Regions from separate parts of the Homo sapiens genome. Here region 2 is linked to region 1. Evidence: read pairs that join two places in POLR2A ChIA-PET (ENCODE). Cell type or tissue: Caco-2. All regions are shown on one strand. Links, peaks and the distances in the headings refer to the core of each region. The heading gives the core; the rest is flanking DNA. Region 1 overlaps MLH1 (mutL homolog 1). Region 2 overlaps LRRFIP2 (LRR binding FLII interacting protein 2).

What was found. ChIA-PET counts read pairs that join two places held together with the same protein. Peaks named below come from ENCODE experiments on the same cell type or tissue, not always from the same donor. Only the 100,000 strongest peaks of a DNase experiment are listed, where the experiment ranks them.
Region 2: POLR2A ChIA-PET joins it to region 1 with 8 read pairs; 2 of 35 experiments call an interaction of 5 or more read pairs at or near these places.

What each region holds. Positions count from the first base shown.
Region 1 is chr3:37,048,924-37,053,261 of GRCh38, reverse strand. It overlaps MLH1 (mutL homolog 1), which reads right to left. Exons shown (of 19, transcript NM_000249.4): 18 at 4,245-4,338; 19 at 2,416-2,776. The coding sequence ends at 2,609. It overlaps LRRFIP2 (LRR binding FLII interacting protein 2), which reads left to right. Exons shown (of 28, transcript NM_006309.4): 28 at 1-636. Among named protein-coding and RNA genes, the nearest start is that of MLH1, 58 kb to the right of the region's middle. In Caco-2, for the core only: no CTCF peak of the experiment used is centred there; no DNase peak of the experiment used is centred there.
Region 2 is chr3:37,137,485-37,141,884 of GRCh38, reverse strand. All of the region lies in intron 2 of LRRFIP2 (LRR binding FLII interacting protein 2), which reads left to right. It also overlaps the pseudogene RNU6-1301P and the pseudogene UBE2FP1. Among named protein-coding and RNA genes, the nearest start is that of LRRFIP2, 35 kb to the left of the region's middle. In Caco-2, for the core only: no CTCF peak of the experiment used is centred there; a DNase peak (open chromatin) is centred at 2,224.

The DNA of each region.
Region 1 (4,338 bases), core at 339-4,338:
AGAAAAAAATATGGGGAGTGTATATAAAACTTGCTTTATTGCATGGGGCAGGGGAAGTCCAGGCCTAATACTCCTAAAGTAAGAGTTGGGTCCTTTTTTTCTTCAATACAACTGTGCTGTACCTTGTAAAGTATTTTATCTGCTGCTTATTTGTGGAATGAAACCTCAAACAAACCCAAAGGGGGAGGGTAGGGCAGGGCAGGCAGATTGGAAATCTGCCTGCAGATTCTATTAAATACACCCTTTTGCCAACCACAATTGGCTACTGACATGTTCATTTTGTTATAGGAGACTTTAAAACAAATCATGGCAACCACATCCCTCTTCTTTTGTCTCCTTCTCAAGGAAAAACAATCTGGAATGTAGAACTTTTAAAGACTTGAGTTTCACCTTTAGAGGTACCCTGTCCAAGAGGTTTTTTTAAAATCATGGAGTGCAACTACTTTGCAGAATTTATGATTCTCTTTTGCTCTTAGTACCCAGGTGGTTTTATAGAAATGATTATTGTATCTTTAAAGTGCTTACACAGAAAATATATTGGGGGAAAATCTAGTGACTAAAGGCACATAAGATAATAAAACTAGACTTTAAAAAGGTAACTCAAAAGTGAATAAAATCTCTAATATTTGTTCCTTTTTTAATTAGCCCTTCATTTAAAAAATATGGATACCAATCTTCTGAATTGAGATGATTTTCTATACATTTTCTTTCTTTTTTTTTTGAGACAGAGTTTCGCTCAGTCACCCAGGCTGGAGTGCAGTGGCACGATCTCGGCTCACTGCAACCTCTGCCTCCCAGGTTCAGGTGATTCTTCTGCCTCAGCCTCCCGAGGAGCTGGGACTACAGGTGTGCACCACCACACCCGACTGATTTTTGTATTTTTAGTAGAGATGGGGTTTCACCATGTTGGCCAGGCTGGTCTTGAACTCCTGACTTCAAGTGATCTGCCCACCTCAACCTCCCAAAGTGCTGGGATTAGAGGTGTGGGCCACTGTGCCTGGCCTCTTTTTTTTTTTTGAGAGACAGTCTCGTGCTGTCACCCATGCTGGGGTGCAGTGGTATGATCTTGGCTCACTGCAACCTCTGCCTTCCGGGTTCAAGCTTGATTCTCCTGCCTCAGCCCCCCAAGTAGGTGGGATTACAGGTGTCTGCCACCACACCCTGCTAATTTTTGTATTTTTAGTAGAGTTAGGGTTTCACCATGTTGCCCAGGCTGGTCTTGAACTACTGACCACAAGTGATCTGCCTGCCTCAGCCTCCCAAAGTGTTGGGATTACAGGCATGAGCCACCGTGCCTCAGCCTATACATTTACTAATAGTAGCAAGTTGTGTGGTTGGGGGTGGGTAGAAAGGTGTTCTAAAGTGCAGGTTTGTTCTAGAACTCCATCCCAGCTAAAACCAACACACTGTGTGGCCCAGCTCTTGAAGCTCAGAAAACCCCTCTTCCTCTCCACTCAAGATCACCCAGCCTGTGCCCCACCTGGGCTCATGGAACCTCACTTCTGAGATGCCCTGGTCTACTTTATGGAGTTCTTATTGTTCAAAACTGACCTTGCCTATTTTGTGGCACAACAAATACGTCTGTAACATTTTGTCTTCCTAGTCTTTCCAAGTGAAATTGCTCCATTTCTTCATAAGATGAGAGTAGTCTGTTCTTTATCACTGAACTTTCTTCACTGAGTCTTGGAATATGGATTTTACCTTAAAACCACAGACATTCTTCCTTTCTGAGCTGAATGCTCCATTTCTCTAAATGTAGGCAAATATTAAGGAAGTTTATTTTGTCACTCACAGTTTAAATTTATATTTTTACATCATCCTTCAAACAAGATTACCTAGAAACTTCTTTATCTTAAGCTATTAGTACTCATAGTCATTAACAAAGTGGGCTAACTTAAAAACTCATACTTAATGCCGGCCGCAGTGGCTCATGCCTGTAATCCCAGCACTTAACTTTGGGAGGCTGAGGTGGGAGGATCACCTGAGGTCAGGAGTTTGAGACCAGCTTGGCCAGCATCGTGAAACCACATCTCTACTAAAAATACAAAAATTAGCCGGGCGTGGTGGCAGGTGCCTGTAATCCCAGCTACTCAGGAAGCTGAGGCAGGAGAATTGCTTGAACCCGGTAAGCGGAGGTTGCAGTGAGCCAATATCGCGCCACTGCACTCCGGCCTGGGCAACAAAGCAAGACTCCGTCTCAAAACAAAAAAACAAAAACCTCATTATAGATGAAGTAAGGACTATTTTCTTTCTTCAAGTTTTTTTCCTTAATAATTAGCTTTGGTTATTGTAGACACCAGATGATCAAATCAAGCTTTCTCCATGGTCAGTGCCATCAGAGCCTGTGACATGTTCAAGACCTCTTTTTGGCATCTGAACTGACACAATATATACATAATAAAATTAAATAAGAAATTATGTTAAGACACATCTATTTATTTATAATCAATCCACTGTGTATAAAGGAATACTATCAGAAGGCAAGTATAAGTCTTAAGTGCTACCAACACTTATGTTGGTACACTTTGTATATCACACTTTGATACAACACTTTGTATCGGAATACAGAGAAAGAAGAACACATCCCACAGTGCATAAATAACCATATTTAACACCTCTCAAAGACTTTGTATAGATCAGGCAGGTTAGCAAGCTGCAGGATATTTCCATCTTCTGTGAAATGTTTAGGAGGCAGAATGTGTGAGCGCAAGGCTTTATAGACAATGTGTTCCACAGTCCACTTCCAGGAGTTTGGAATGGAGCCAGGCACTTCACTCTGGAAAACACATTAGATGTCATAAGCCTCCCTGTTTGCATCCCAACATACACTGGTGTCCTGGCTGATGGGATGTGCACTGGGTCTGGAAAGACTTGGTGTTATCTAGGGCTTTTGAAGTGGATCTTGTGGGCTAGCCTCTCAGGGGATCCCACAGGCCTGAACACAAGAGGATTTTTTGTTTGTTTGTTTATTTAGAGACAAGGTCTTGCTCTGTCACCCAGGCTGAAGGGCAGTGGTGTGATCATAGCTCTACAGCCTCAAACTCCTGGGCTTAAGCCATCTTCCCACCTCAGCCTCCTAAAATGCTGGGATTACAGGTGTGAGCCACTGTGTCCAGCCAACATGAGGTTTTAAAGGGAGGAAAAGAAGCCACTGCTCTGTGGGACTGTCTCCTGTGGAACCTTTGTTTTCATTCAGGGAGAAAATGGTTTTATTGTAGCAGGAGCTAACATCATGTCTGATCCTGACTGATATTTGGATGGCAACTGTAGGAAGTACCTAACTTACCATTAAAATCGGGTCTGAAAGTAGTTCTAATCCCCAGGGGAGGAATGAAAATATTAATGAGGATTATTTTGCCTCATTATTCCTCTCCTTCTTGTAAGCCTTAGCTGTCTCATGTGTAAGAAAATGTTCTTTCTCAACTGTCCTTCCTCTTCTTGAGGTAAAATTTCTAATCAAATGAGATAGTTTCCACACAGTTTGGTAAGTGTGTTGCCTTCTCCACTGGAGTGAGAAATTCCCTAGAGGCTTTGGCCAACAGGACTAAATCTCTGCCCTCCCACCTACAGACTTGGAATCCTCGAGCATGCCTGACTGGCCTTCAGCCTCCTCATCTGAAACTCGCTCACACTGCTCAGGAGATGACTGTGAGCAATCAGGGGTCATACTCTGATTAAAGTGGGCTACTCTTTGATTCTTAGAATATTTCAACTCTCCCTTCCAACCTCCCCCAAAATATATGTTGATTTGAAAAGCATTATCATCTGACTGGGAAAAGTGACAATGAAACATTAGGAATCCAGGCACCCTTTTTGTGTCAAGCTGACCTGTAAGAGGAGTTATAGAGCCTTGTTTTCCTGGCAGGGCAGTGGTCGGATAAAGAGTAAGGCAAAAGCTAAGAGAGACTGAGGCAACTGACCCAGAATCTGAAGACTGGCTACACACTTCAGAGCTAACAGTGGGAGTATATGGACTCTCCAGCCTTAGACAATCTAACTCAACCTCCCATTTCTCACTGTGATGGCTTGTGTTTTCACATTTGACAATTTCTGAGGTCACTCTGGAGGTATGTTCTACATCAGCAGATGGAAGTAAAAATCATGAATAAAAGCTGACTGTTGTGTTTGAACCTTGTTGGGTACAAAGAAATCCCGAAATTTTAGAGATGGGCAAGTTTCATCTCCTAAAGATTGTATGAGGTCCTGTCCTAGTCCTGGGGTGCCAGTGTGCATCACCACTGTACCTGCTGGCCTGAGAGGGTCGACTCCTCAGATATGTACTGCTTCCGGATGGAATAGAACATAGCGCATTCTTTACTGAGGCTTTCAAAACATTCC
Region 2 (4,400 bases), core at 244-4,243, 89 kb before region 1:
TGGTGTTCTTGCAGTGATCTTATGATCGTGAGCCAGTAGCTACTTAGAGTGCCAAACCCTGGCTGTCCTGAGGGACAGGATAGATACTCAGGAATCAGCCCAAACAATGTCTGATGCTACTGAGACTGTACCTGTGGCCGCCTTCTGCATTTGCTTTGACTCCGGGCCCTGCCTGGGGATGAGCCTCTTAGGCCTTAGAGGACCAGGATTCAGCAACAGCATATGCCATACTTGGCCAGATTAACACACATTGGAGGAAGAGCCCAGAAGAAAGACAGGTGGATTTACTCCAGCTTTTAAACATTTGAACCAATGAAATCAAATGCGAAATAAATGTTTGGTTTCAAAAAAAAGGTTTAATATGTATCACCATAAACAGCCTTGTTTAATGGGTTTTTGTATATTGCCTTCTAAGAGCTCTATAGACACCGGGGTGTAAAACAGCTAGCACTATGGTGGGAAACTGCCAGAATAGTAAGTAGTTCAGTATAGCTGGAGAGGGGCTAGGGAATGGGAGGAGGTGATGTTAGGGAGGAAATAGGGACCAATCATGAAAGGATTTGTGTGCTGAGGAATTTACATTTGATTTTCAAAGCTGTGGGGAGCCATTAAAGGGTAAATCCTTTTTCAGATTTGAATTACAGTATAATTGCTTTAGCCACCCAGTGGAGAGTGAGTGGTAGAAGGTAGAAGGCAGAAAACAGGAAGCTGTTATAGTTTTCCATTTATTTTTTGAAACAGGGTCTTGCTCTGTTGCCCAGGCTATAGTGCAGTGGTGCAATCTTAGCTCACTGCAACCTCTGCTTCTTGGGTTTTGGGACTACAGGCATGTACCACGACACCCAGCTAATTTTTGTATTTTTTGTAGAGATGGGGGTTTGCTTTGTTGCCTAGGCTGGTCACGAAGCTGTTGTAGTTATCTTAGTGAAAGATGATGAGAACCTAAAATAAGACAATGACAATAGGAATAAAGAGGAAGGTCTGGATAGAAGAAATAGTAAAGAGAATCTTGATGGGAGCAAAGTAGTTGAGACTTAGCAACTGAATATGGAGGGAGGATAGAAAAGAGGAAGGACCCTTATGATGAGTCTTTGTTTCATATTTTGGGTAATGGGGTAGTTGATGGGGAATATAAAAAAGAAGAGGAAGATTAAGGGAATGATTATAAATTAAATTAAGGTTGTATTAAGTCTGAGTTCTAGTGGGAGAGCCTCAGTTTTTTTTTTTTTTTGGAGACAGAATCTCATTCTGTCTCCCAGATTAGAGCACTGTGGCATGATCTTGCGCTACCACGCCCGGCTAATTTTTGTTTTTAGTAGAGACGGGGTTTTCCCATGTTGCCCAGGCTGGCCTTGAACTCCTGAGCTCAAGTCATCTGCCTGCCTCTCAAAGTGCTAGGACTACAGGCATGAGCCACTGTGTCCGGCCTCAATAAATAAATACATGAATGAATAAATAAATAAAGATGCTTCACAAATTTGTATATCATCCTTGCACAGAGGCCATGCTAATCTCTGTATCTTTCCAATTTTAGTATATGTGCTGCCATAGCGAGCACAGCTTCAATTTTTAATAGCAAGTTGGATCAGGATTGTGGGAGAAAATTCTAGCTTGGGCATAGAGATTTACAGACTAACAGTATGGCCCAGGAGAGAATATAGAATGAAAAGAGCAAGAGGTGAAGCTTGAAAACTTTGGTTATATTAACATTTAAGATGCTAGCAGGGAAAAATGTGCTTATGAAGGATGCTGAAGGAGAGAGATGAGAGAATAAAGAGGAAAACCAGGAGACACTAGTATTGGAGAAAGCTAAGAGATGAGAGTTTTAAGAAAGAATATGTGTTTAGTGATATTGAAAGTCCAGAAAAGACAGATGAGATAAGAATAGAAAAATTCTATTGGGTTTGGTAGTTAGAGGTCATTAGTGACTTTTGTGATGAACAATTTCAATAAGGTGATATGAGCAGAAGCCAGATTGCAGTCATTTGAAGAGAGTGAGAAGTGAAGAGGGAGGTGTGAGAAAGCTTAGCTGTAAAGAGAAGATAGGGTAGAATTGGACCAGGGTGAGATTTTTTGCTTGCCTTTTAAAGATCAGAGAGACTTTGAACCTAGTTATGATGAAGAGAGTGAACCAATAGAAGTAGAGAGCAAAGACCCAGAAGAGAGATCAGATAGTTGGGACAAAGTCCTGGGGAGGACATCATAAAATGGAGGGTGTGTATGTGTGTGAGTGTGTGTGACGGGGCTTGGGAGGGTTTGACTTTCAACAACAGAAGAGGCAGCTCTTCAGTAGAACCACAGGGAAAGTAAGAAAGAAGGGAAGACTGGGAAGTCTGTTAGTGGCTTTGGAGGGTGTGAAGCGAATGCCTTCTTCAGACCTTAAAATGCCTTCTGTCATGAAAACATTGGCACAGGAGGGGAAATACTAAAAGTGTCAGAACTGGAATAATGAAAGAAGTGCTGAACTGATAAGGTCTTGCAGAGAAACTTTTTCCATTGATAATTCAGATCATTTACATTATATATCTTGGAAATACCTTCCTGTTTTGTTGTTGTTTTTTAAATAGGCTACACATTGATTGGTACCCATTTTGTTTTTAAAAACCTTGTATGGTTCATTGTGCAGAGCCTCTCCTTCATGTGATTTTGCTTTCTGAGGTTTCAGTTACTTATGTTTGACCACAGTTTGAAAATATTAAATGGAAAATTTCAGAAATAAACAGTTTGTTTATTTTTGTTTAAATCGTGCAGTGTTCTGAGTAGCATGATTAAATCTCACATCATCCTGCACAGGACATAAATCATCCCTTTGTCTAGTGTATCCACACAGTGTATGCTACCTGCTAGATAGTCTCACAGGAGCCGGCTCTGTTATCAGGTTGACTGTCATGGTATCACATTGTTTGTGTTTGAGTAACCTTTAGTTTATTTAATAATGACCCCAAAGAGCAAGAGTGACTCTGGCAGTTTGGATATGCCAAAGAGAAGCCATAAAATTCTTTCTTTAAGTGAAAAGGTGAAAGTTCTCAACTTAGTAAGGAAAAAAATTGTGTGCTGAGGTTGCTAAGATCTGTGGTATGAACACATCTTCTATTCATGAAATTGTGAAGAAAGAAAAGAAAAATCTGTGTTAGTTTTCCTACTGCATCTCAAACCACAGAAGTTATAGCCAGTGTGTGTGATAAGTATATTATGATGGAAAAGACTAGATTTCTGAGTGGAAGACATGAACAGAAACATGTTCTGATTGATGACAGTGGGATAGGGTTTGGTACTATCTGCAGTTTCAGGCATCTCCGGGGGGACTTGGAACTTACTTGGATAAGGGGGAACTACTATATACTTAAAGTACCTACATCCTGAAGAAATACACTTATTTGTGGTTCATTAGATACAGTACTTAAATATACATACCCTTTTCCTCCTCTCAGATAGCAGTCTCAAGTGAAATTCAATTTATGGATTTTATTTTAGGGAAACAGCACTGCCTAGCCCATTGAATAGGTTCCTCCTACTTGTAGACCCATTGGATGGATGGAAAATTTAGAATACGATTGATTGGCCTCACATGAGTCTCTGATTTGGAATGCCACCATGAGCCACAACAAGTTTATTTTAGCCTGTTCCCCTCTGTTTATTTAACTGAAGCAGTAACAAAATCCAAATTTAAATATCAGAAAGTTTAAGAATGCTTTGGGTATTGGGCATCACAGAATATAGCTAATCACGTTTTACTTTGAGACATTTTTACCTCACTTGTTCCTTGTTTCAGGTAAATTGCTTCAGGTAAATTAATTCCACGATGGAATAGTACGGATGGGGATAGAGTTGAGATGGAGAAACTGAAGTTAGGATTAGAAAACTTGATGTATTATAAGTGAAAGTACAAAGAGCCTATTTGGAAGTAGAGGGAGTCTGTTGGAGTAGATGGAGAGGATGGATTCAAGGGATATTGTAAAGGAAGATTTGTTAAGGAAGTAGGAGGTCGTCAGACCTTGGGTTTGAACAAGAGTGACAAGATTCCATTAATGGAAACTGGAAAATAAGGAAGCAAAGCCTGTTGACTGGGGGAAAATGAGACTGATTTTATTCACTCTGGTTTTGGTGCTGACAAGATAGATGTTAGAAATGTAAGTGTTTATTTTGGTAGAGAAGTCAGAGCTTGAGATGCTAGATTTGAGTCATTCTCATTGGCTGGTAGTTGAAACTGGGAATAAAAAATGAGAGTAAAGGCTGTGTACAGTAAAAGGAGATTATCTACATTTGGTTATTAGATACTGTGTATGGTAAAAGGAGAAGATTATTTACCTATCTAGTTCTCTATTCAGAGAACTAGAATAGTATTATTTCATAGAAAAGAGAGAATCTGTGCTAAGTTGAAAATCCTAGGATAATTATCC